Linked DNA regions of Homo sapiens: region 1 is linked to region 2. A link is a loop called in an ENCODE intact Hi-C map of the cell type or tissue named here. Cell type or tissue: mammary epithelial cell. All regions are shown on one strand.

Region 1 (5,000 bases), 750 kb before region 2:
TTAAGTTAGCCTTTACCTCAGAATTTAATGATTTTGGAATAGTTATTCTTATATCATTATGGTTGAGAAGTAGTTGGTGACACTTGACTTGGGATGTATTCCAGTATCTTCAGAGCAATTAAATTATTAGTAGCATCATGAAGCTCTTCATTACACAGCCATGATTTCAGTCCTATTGAAAATTTATAAATAATCCTTTGTTGTACTGTGCAATTGCCTTACTGTTGAAAAATGATGATGAATAATTTGTAAGTAAAACCTTACAGAAACTCTAAATGATCTTCATTTAAATACTTTGATTGAGTTTAAGGAGTCCATGAGACATCCAAAATAATAGCCATGATAAGTATTACAAATTTTAACATTTAGGTGTAAAAATTATGATTAAAATATGTGCTAACATTTTTATTGAGCATTATATGAATTATATAGCATTTAATATGTTTATAAATATCTAAGGGCTATTTCCAGAAAATGTCAAATTTCTAAGATTTATTTAATTTTCAAGGTAATTAGGGTTACACTGCCCTAGGAGAAAAACTAAATGTTTACCTTGTAGCCTAGGTAACAATCTGAACTCTGTGATCCTGCACATGTTCATCTATGGGCGCACGTATATGTTCAATCTATATCTGTGAGTAGGGGATGTATTTGGGTAGCAAAGACAATTTTCAGATATTAAACAGCAGAACTAGCCTTCCTCCTATGAACAATAATACTGAAACATTTGCCTGGCCCCTCTTTGTGGAGACAGTGCTGTCAAATTGATATGGACAGGAGGCAGGGAAATACTGGGTAGAAGAGGGTGGTCCCTAGGTAAAGGCCCCAACCTCAAGCCTGGAAACCTGTGGCCCTAAATGGAACAAACATTCCTGTTTTTGTGCCCAAATGTTGCCTTTTGGCCTGCTACACCCCCCATCCTGTACCCATATAAACCCCAAACCCCAGGCTCCACAAGCGGATGAGCAGACAAGCAGCAGAGCAGAGAAGCAGAAGAGTGGCAGAACAGTGCAGCAGAGAAGGAGAGAAGAGAAGGAGCATCTGAACATTGAGAGGAGTTTGGCTGGGGATGGTCAGAGAGGAGATCCAAGGGATGGCCAAACTCCAGGAGAAGATCATCTTTCCACTGTATCCCCTTTCCAGCTCCCCATCCATCCTGCTGAGAGCCACCTCCATCTCACAAAAAAATCCCCCACATTTACCATCATTTAATTCATCCACGTGTCCCTGATTCTTCCTGGATGCCCAACAAGAACCTGGGTACCAAGAGGGCACTAAGCTGGTTAACACTTAAGCCATCTGCGGATGGCAGAACTAAAAGTGCATTGTAACATGCCCACTGGGGCTTCAGGAGTGTCAGGTACCACCCACCCCAGGTGCTACAATGTGGACAGAGCCCAAAAGTGCTTGCCCTGGTTCCTGCACCTGCCCGTCTGCATGCTCCCCCTCCTGTAAGGTGTTTGAGTGCATGGTGGCCAAACAGACCAGCCACACCCCTGCTGCACGTACTGTGAGGGGGATCAGGTAATGCTCTCACTTCAAAATCTCGACATTTGGAGAATACGTTATTTTCCTTAGTAGTCATCCTTTTCAAGTGATCTTTTCAATAATGTAGACGTGATACAGCCATTAAAAAAGCTAGGCCAACTAACCACTACATTTTGCCTGTTTGATCCTCACATTGGTTATCAAATCTTCACATGGCAACTTTCCCTCTTTTTCTTCACTGCGAATAATTTAGGTTTTAAGAACTCTCAATTATCCTTTACAATGTGAATTCTCAATATACAAATAATAAACTGAAAAGGTTACCTTAGAATTTCTTTGAACTTCATGTGCCCTGTAAATAGCTTTGCTTAAAATGTAACCCAGTTTGTACCATCACTAGAAAATCCCTGGGTAAAAATGTAAAAATCCTAGCAATGTTTAAAAGTCAAGGACAAGGTATTACATATTCAGAAGAAGCTATGTTTTTATTATCAGAAAGAGTGATTCATTATTTAAGGGTTGTTCTCGTGTTTATCTGATTTTTTTTTTGTTCAGTGTTTCCATCCTTAAACATTATTTTATTCATCATTAAAACAATACATTTATTCATAAAGTATATTACATTCACAATGAAAGAATTTGTACCTTGTCCTCCATAAGCAAGTCAAGTGCAATTTTTAGAGCTTATGTTCTTAGAAGATGAACAGTAAGCCAATCTTAGTTATTTTCAAAAATATACTGGCAATGGTGTAGTGTTATGCATTTTGAGCAGGATTACCTAGTTAATAATTCTATATTACTCAATATAGCCACTAGATAGCAGTATAAGTCTTTGGAGTCTGATATAAAATACACATAGATAATTTTACAATTATATGTTTGATAATAGCTTGCACTTAATCTCACCAAAAGAAGAAATCTAAGGTGAAAAATTAATGCTTAAAGTCTAAAGTATTTCTGAGATGTGTTCTACTTTGATTTGGTATTTTTCTTCTTGAAATTAAACAATAACCTGGAAGTTAATTTTAACTTGATAATTACCTCAATTGATTTTATTATTCATTAAATACAAAAACATTATATAATTATTACTAAGTATGATACACAACATCAGAAAAATTTGAGATTATTGTTTAATATACATTATATTTTCAATAGTATCATTAAGTTATGTTAATGAAAATATATTGCTCTTTCAAAAATGTGAGTAGGCTTGTTTCAAATAAATTTTTAACGTACACATATATCGAAACAAAATGTAATGGTTTAGACTTTTGATCCTGTTGTGGATGAAGCTCACATTCTCCAAATCTCATAGAAACAACAAAGGAAACAAACATGAGAAGAATCTATAGCATTGTTGGAAAACATAAAAGGATGTTATTAATGAGACAGAAGCATTGGTGAATTTTTGGAAGGTATAAAGTAGAGGTACTTCAGTGGAAATAATTTTAAAACAAAATAAAATAAAATGCATATATGTGTTCTAAAAAATCCAAGATAGGCAAAGAAACAGAGAAGGAGATGAACCAATTTTTCCAATGACAAAGCTTAGTGTGGGAATAGGAATGGGAAGTATGGTAACTAATGAGATTTAGAGACCTGAAACTGTGTTTATACACAGCCTCATGCAATAAGACCAGCTGTCTGCAGTGTTTACTTACAGATTAAAGCTGGCAAAAATGCACTTTACATTAAGTGCATGATGCTTTTCGGAAGATCCTACTTTTGGGTATTGGGGCTTGAAAGAGACTCTGGCTGTATTTAAAGTATTTTGAGACTACCACAAAGTGTTTACAAAATGAAATTATTTTTGTAACAGGAAGGAAAAGTCCCAGAGCTTAATATAGGGAACATGTATTAAGACTGGAAAAACTGTGCTCTGGGTCAATGAACATTGCAGTTTATACATGTGTGAGTGACAATGCCAAAGGGACATAGGTTTCCTTAGGAGGCCAATGTAATTAGGCAAAGGGGGCAAGTCCTTTATAGAATATTCTCTGTTAGAACTGCAATTTTCAAATTAGCTTTTATTTCTTGAACTATACAATTTATTTTTTTCTTTTTCAAAGCCTTTAAGACCTTGAGTTTACAGCTTAACTGTTCATCACTATCATACTTGACATAAATAAAAAACTTTTGGCAGGGTGTGGTGGTTCATGTCGGTAATTCTAGCATTTTGGGAGGCTAAGGTGGGAGGATTGCTTGAGACCAGAAGTCTGAGGTCATCCTGGGCAACACAGGGAGACCCTGTCTCTAAAATAAATGAATGAATGAATAAATAAATAAATAAATAGCTGGGCACAGTGGCATATACCTGTAGTCCCAGATGCTCAGGAGGCTGAAGTGGGAGGATCACTTGAGCCCAGGAGGTCAAGGCTGCGCTGAGCTGTAATTACATCGCTGCATTCCAGACTGGGCTAAAAAGTGAGACCCAGTCTTAAAAAAAAAAAGAAAGAAAGAAAGAAAAGAAAAAAGCTTTTGCTCAATCACTTTGTCAAACAAGTACCGTCAAGAGATTACCAAAATTTTAATAATAACTAACATATATTTAAATCTTACTATATGTCAGTCACAGTCCTAAAAACCCTCTTTAGATTCATTTTAAAAAATTGTTTTTTATATAACCCAGTGATGGAGGTACTACTTTCCCCACAAGAGCACTACAGCAAAAAAGCTAGATAATTTGTGGTGACTTGTAACCCAGGTATGTCAGTTTTGCAACCCATACCTGTACTATTTGTGGTAGACAGAATAATGGCCCTCCCAAAGGCTATGTCCTAACCCTTGGAAACTGAATATGTCATATTTCCACAAAAAAAGGGCAGAATAATATGATTTGGCTGTGTCTCCAACCGAATGTCATCTTGAATTGTAGCTCCCATAATCTCCACATGTCTTGGGAGGGACATGGTGGGAGGTAATTGAAACATGGCGGCAGGTCTTTTCCATGCTGTTCTCATGATAGTGAATAAGGCTCATGAGATCTGATGGTTTTAAAAGGGGGAGTTCCCTTGCACATGCTCTCTTGCCCATTGCCATGTAAGACGTGACTTTTCTCCTCATTTGCTTCTGCCATGATTGTGAGGCCTCCCGAGCCATGGGGAACTGTGAGTCAATTAAACCTCTGTCCTTTATAAATTACCCAGTCTCTGGTATGTCTTTATTAGCAGTGTGAGAACAGACTAATACAGTAAATTAGTACTGGTAGAATGGGGTACTGCTGTAAGCATAACCAAAAACGTGGAAGCTACTTTGGAATTGGGTAATAGGCAGAGGTTGGAACAGTTCAGAGGGTTCAGAAGGGGACAGGAAGATGTGAGAAAATTTAGAATTTGCTAGAGACTTGTTGAATGGCTTTGACTAAAATGCCGATAGTGGTATGGACAATGAAATCCAGGTTTAGGTGCTTTCAGATGGAGATGGGGTGCTTTTTGGGAACTGGAATAAAGGTGACTCTTGCTATGTTTTAGCAAAGAGACTGGTGCCATTTTGCCCCTGCCTTAGAGATT
Region 2 (5,000 bases):
TCAGCATTTTGGTCACAACCATTTTACCAGTTTCCAAGAAATATCAAACTTTCTCTCATCATCTTGTCTTCCTCTGAGCCCTCCAAACTCTTCTAACCTCTGCCCATTACGCAGTTCCAAAGTCACATCCACATTTTCAGGTAACTTTATAGTAATGCCTCACTTCTCAGTACTGATTTTATGTATCAGGTTGTTCTTACACTGCTCTAAAAAAAATACCTGACACTGGGTAATTTATTTAAAAAGAGGCTTAATTGGCTCATGCTTCTGCAGGCTATATAGGAAGCATAGTGACAGCTGCCTCTAGGGGGGTCTCAGGAAGCTTCCAGTCATTGTGGAAGGCAAGGGGGAGCAGGTACTTCACATAGTGAAAGCAGAAACAAGAGAGAAAGAGTGAGGGGAGTAGATGTCACATACTTTTAAATGACCAGATTTTGTGACAGATCACTCCTTATAGCAAGCACAGCACCAAGCCATGAGGATCTGCTCCCATGATCCAAACACCTCCCACTAGGCCCCTCCTCTAGCATTGGGGATTACAATTCAATATGAGATTTGGGTGGGAACAAATATCCAAATGATATCACTGATCAATTATCGTTTTTTGTGTTTTTTTAGTGAATCTTTTTGAACCTATTTTGCCAACCGATTTGAAATATATAATTTTATATTACCATTTCAAGAAAGGAATGCCTTGGACAATAAAGATATCTTTTTTTTTTTTTTTTTTTGAGATGGAGTCTTGCTCTGTCTCCAGGCTGGAGTGCAGTGGCGCAATCTTGGCTCACTGCAACCTCTACCTCCCAGGTTCAAGCGATTCTCCTGCCTCAGCCTCCCGAAAGATATCTTTTTACATGGCTTATGCCTCTTCAAAATCTACTCCCAACTTACATTTCCAGGCCATCTCCTGACCATAAACAACTCAGAACTCAAGATTTTCACAACACTCTATGTCACCCCCTGCCTATCCATTTCCAGTTACATCATCTTCTTTTACCTAAATACCATTTATTCTCATTCCCATTTCTCTGCCCGGAAAATTTCTACTTAATCTTAAAAACCCACATCAAATATTCTTATATAAGGTCTTCCAACATCATCCTAAAGAATTACTTCCACTCCCCACCATGCTCACAATTCTGAGCATGCATCTATTATAAAACCCATCACATTGCCTTATTACTTATAGCAGAGAAATTACTTTTCTCTGCTTCAGTTTTTTAAAATTAAAACGTTATGTGGCATGAGCATCAAAACTGCCTAGTTTGCTAGGGCTGCCATGACAAAATACCATGGGGTGGCTTATACAACAGAAATTTATTTTCTCACAATTTTGGAGATTAGAAGCCTGAGATTAAGGTATTAATAGGGTTGGTTTCTTCTGAGGCTTCTCTTCTTGGCGTGTAGATATCTGTCTTTTCCCTCTGTCTTCACACAGTTTTCCCTCTGCATGTATGTGTTTCCAAATTTTCTCTTCTTATATGTACACTAGTCCTGTAGAATTAGCTCATTCTAAATTCACTACCTCACTCTAACTTGATTACCTTTTTAAAGACCCTGTTCCAAATACGGTCACATTATAAGATACTGGGGGTTAGGACTTCAACATATGAATTTTGGGGGGACACAATTTAGCCCCAAGTAGAGACCATGCTTAAATTATCTAGCCCTAACTCTTAACTCAGTTTCTACCATATAATAGAAACAATAAATATTTGTTAATGAACGCTATATTAATGAAAAAAATTTACTATGTATGATATGGTATTTAAAAATGTTTTTCTTATAATAAATTATAAGAACACTGGCAGGTTTTTTTGTGTGTTACAAAACAGCCATAATATTGTTTTTCACTAGCTTGTTCCTAAAAGAACTTACTTAGCTCCCCAAGTTAGGAACTCTCATAGCAATTTTGTTATGCTGCCACCAAGTGACACTTGATGGAACTGTTTCCACTTGTTCTGCAGAATCTAAGCTTTTGCTGAAATTAAAGATGATGAATCTCTCTTAAAACCTCTCAAAGACCCAATTATGACATTTTTGCATTTTAAAAATAAATTGCCCTCATTAAAACAAAAATGTAATCAAATATTGAAGAAAAATTGACAGGTAATTATATACGGCAAATATTTTTAAACTAATAAGACAGTATTCATCGTTCTCTGATAAAATGTTGATGTGCTAGATATAAAAAACAAACCATAACTTATATTCAACTTTAATTTTGACCACAAACATATCATAAGTCCACTCAGGAAGATAACACAGGTTTTAGTCCTTGCTGATCTTACAAAGAGACAAAAAGGTATCAGCAGCTTTTCTAACAGAGAGAAATGGTTGTTTTCCCTTAAATTTTGACTAGGAATGTAGCAGGGAATATCTGTTGCAAATATTAACTTGCTCATTCCCACCTGACGAAAGTTAAGTCAAAGCTGTGCTGAGATAGTACTTCAAAACTGTCCTTTCCACTCATTTGCCCAGCCATTCATTTTGCCTCAGGCAATAAATATTGCTGCTCAAAGAGGTCTTCCCTGACCACCTATCTAAAAAATACCCGCACTAAACCCAGTTATTCTCTATCAATAATATCACAAAACTTATTTCTCTGGATTTATATTATTCAGTTAATTTTTACTTATTTACAATATGGGCTTCTCTTGTTAGAAGATAAGCTCTATAGACCTTTTGATTCGTGATTCTGTTCCCATCAACTAGAAGAGTACTGGGTAGACTGCAGGTTATTAATAAATATTAATAAAATGAATGAATAGTATCTGACTAATTAGAATAAATTAAAATTTAACTGAGGCTCTTAGTCAACTGCCTTCTCGATGATAGTTCTCACATGGGAAGAGCCTGTAAATGACTGTGTGAATTCTTCCAGCTCTTTACTAGGATGGAAATGCAAGGAGAAGGCACTGAGCTCAATGCTTAATCTATTTTATTTCATCTAAAACATGCAATCCCCATCTATCTTGCTCATCTTCCTCCTGGCATCTCTAGTATTTTAATATCATAGTTTATCAATTTGAAAAATTACATCTTTTACATTTTTACATTTCTAAAATTGGGATGCATCTTTCAATTAATGGGAAATTGCAAACACTGTAGGCCAGGTGGTGGTTGTGATGTATGAATTTGTCATTGCCTGCACATGTGCAAACTTGATTGCTCTTCCTGCTGGCATGACTGAATGACTCCGTTCTCTTGAGGTTTCAACTTAATGAAATACTTAAGGGTTATTTTTTGTTTTACTTTATTTATAACTGACACATAATTGTACATATTTATGGGGTATGGTGTGATATTTCAATACATGTATTACACTGTATAATGTCAAATCAGAGTAATTAGCACATCCATCACTTTAAATACATATTATTTCTTTGTAGTGATATCATTCAAAATCCTCTCTTCTACCTATGTTGAAATATACCATAAACTATTGTGAGTTATAGTCATTCTATTGTGAAGTAGAACACCAGAATGTCTTCTTTCCATCCAACTGTAACTTTATGCCCATTGCCCAACCTTCCTCATTCTCCCCTCTCCTCTATACTAACCAGCCTCTGACAACCACCATTCTACTCTCTACTATGAATCAACTTTTCAGGATTCCACATATCCTTTTCAGGATCCCACCACCTGGCCCACAGTGTTTGCAATTTCCCATTATGAGCTCATGTGGTATTTGTCTTTTTGTGCCTGGCTTATTTTACTTAACATAATGTCCTCCAGGTTCATCCATGTTGCCACAAATGATAGGATTTTGTTCTGTTTTATGACTGAGGAGTGTTATATTGTGTATATATACCACATTTTCTCTATCCATGCATGTGTAGTTGGACACTTCAGCTGATTATGTCCTTGGCTATTATGAATAGTGCCACAATAAATACGGGAGTGCAGAGATCTTTTCAACACAACTGATTTCATTTCTTTCAGATATATACCCAGTAGTGGGATTGACAGATCATATGGTAGTTCTATCTTCAAATTATATGAAAAGGGGATATGATTTCTGATATTGTAGTCTGAAAACTTTCTATTACAACTTTAGATAAGATTAAAGGACCAGCAATAGCATCACAGAATGGGTGGAAATGACTTGGAAGAAAATCTACAGAGACAAGAGTGGAGCACTCTTTTTAGAGATGCCACAATATCAATGCTCTTGTGGCACAAAGAACAATATTGTACTGAAACATGGATTTGAACAACTCTGAGTTAATGCACAATTAGGAAAGTTAAATCCTGAATGTGAAGATTTTTAGGAATAGTTTCACTTTTCTTGTTTTCTGTTTTCATTTTCACTAGAACAGCATATGACAAATCTATGTCTAAATAAGCCTAAAATAATATTTTGAATAAATATATAAGTAAAATTCAAAGTAATAAGACATAATTTGTCACAATTTAATTGGAAGTGTGTTTTCTTCTTGATCACGTTTAAAATTATGATATATCTAATAATTGAAGGCATCTTACTATCACCGAAATGTGGTATTGTCTACCAAGTACCAAGCACAATGCTAGTCACTGCGGATACAAGAGTGTGAAAAAAAAATTCCTGCTTTCGTAAAGCTAGCCTGGCTTCACTAGCTGCACTACTCTACCACCTCCCCTAGACCAGAGGTAAATGAAGTAGTGATATAAGCCATTGTTTGAAAGTGTCTGGACAGGCATACTAAATAATCCTGGGAAGAATAGGAAGTATATTAACCATTTTCCCTTGACTCGACCGTGCCTGAAGGAGCTTTTAAAGAGGTAATTGAAAAGCAATTATATATTTAGCAAATATAATATGCTATGGATATTGTTAATGGTTGTACCAAGAAAATCTCTAAGTTGTATTTATTATTTCTTCCATTGGATATACTGCAGGTGATAGCACTGATTATTTTATACTGAAGTCACTTTTTGTCTTGATTTTGTACTTAAGTACCATAATGTATTCTGCAATCTTTGTCTATTCCTTCACTATCTGAACTCTGGTCTTA

The links. Peaks named below come from ENCODE experiments on the same cell type or tissue, not always from the same donor. Only the 100,000 strongest peaks of a DNase experiment are listed, where the experiment ranks them.
Region 1: a loop joins it to region 2, with 4 times the contacts of the local background. A loop is called at or near these places in 14 of 110 quality-filtered maps.

The regions. Positions count from the first base shown.
Region 1 is chr7:80,045,360-80,050,359 of GRCh38, reverse strand. No RefSeq gene overlaps it. Among named protein-coding and RNA genes, the nearest start is that of GNAI1, 87 kb to the left of the region's middle. In mammary epithelial cell, a CTCF peak has its summit at 2,309 (motif pointing right); no DNase peak of the experiment used is centred here.
Region 2 is chr7:79,295,286-79,300,285 of GRCh38, reverse strand. The region is part of intron 1 of MAGI2 (membrane associated guanylate kinase, WW and PDZ domain containing 2); the gene reads left to right. Among named protein-coding and RNA genes, the nearest start is that of MAGI2-AS3, 160 kb to the left of the region's middle. In mammary epithelial cell, a CTCF peak has its summit at 1,924; a DNase peak (open chromatin) is centred at 3,165; H3K27ac peaks cover 2,300 bases.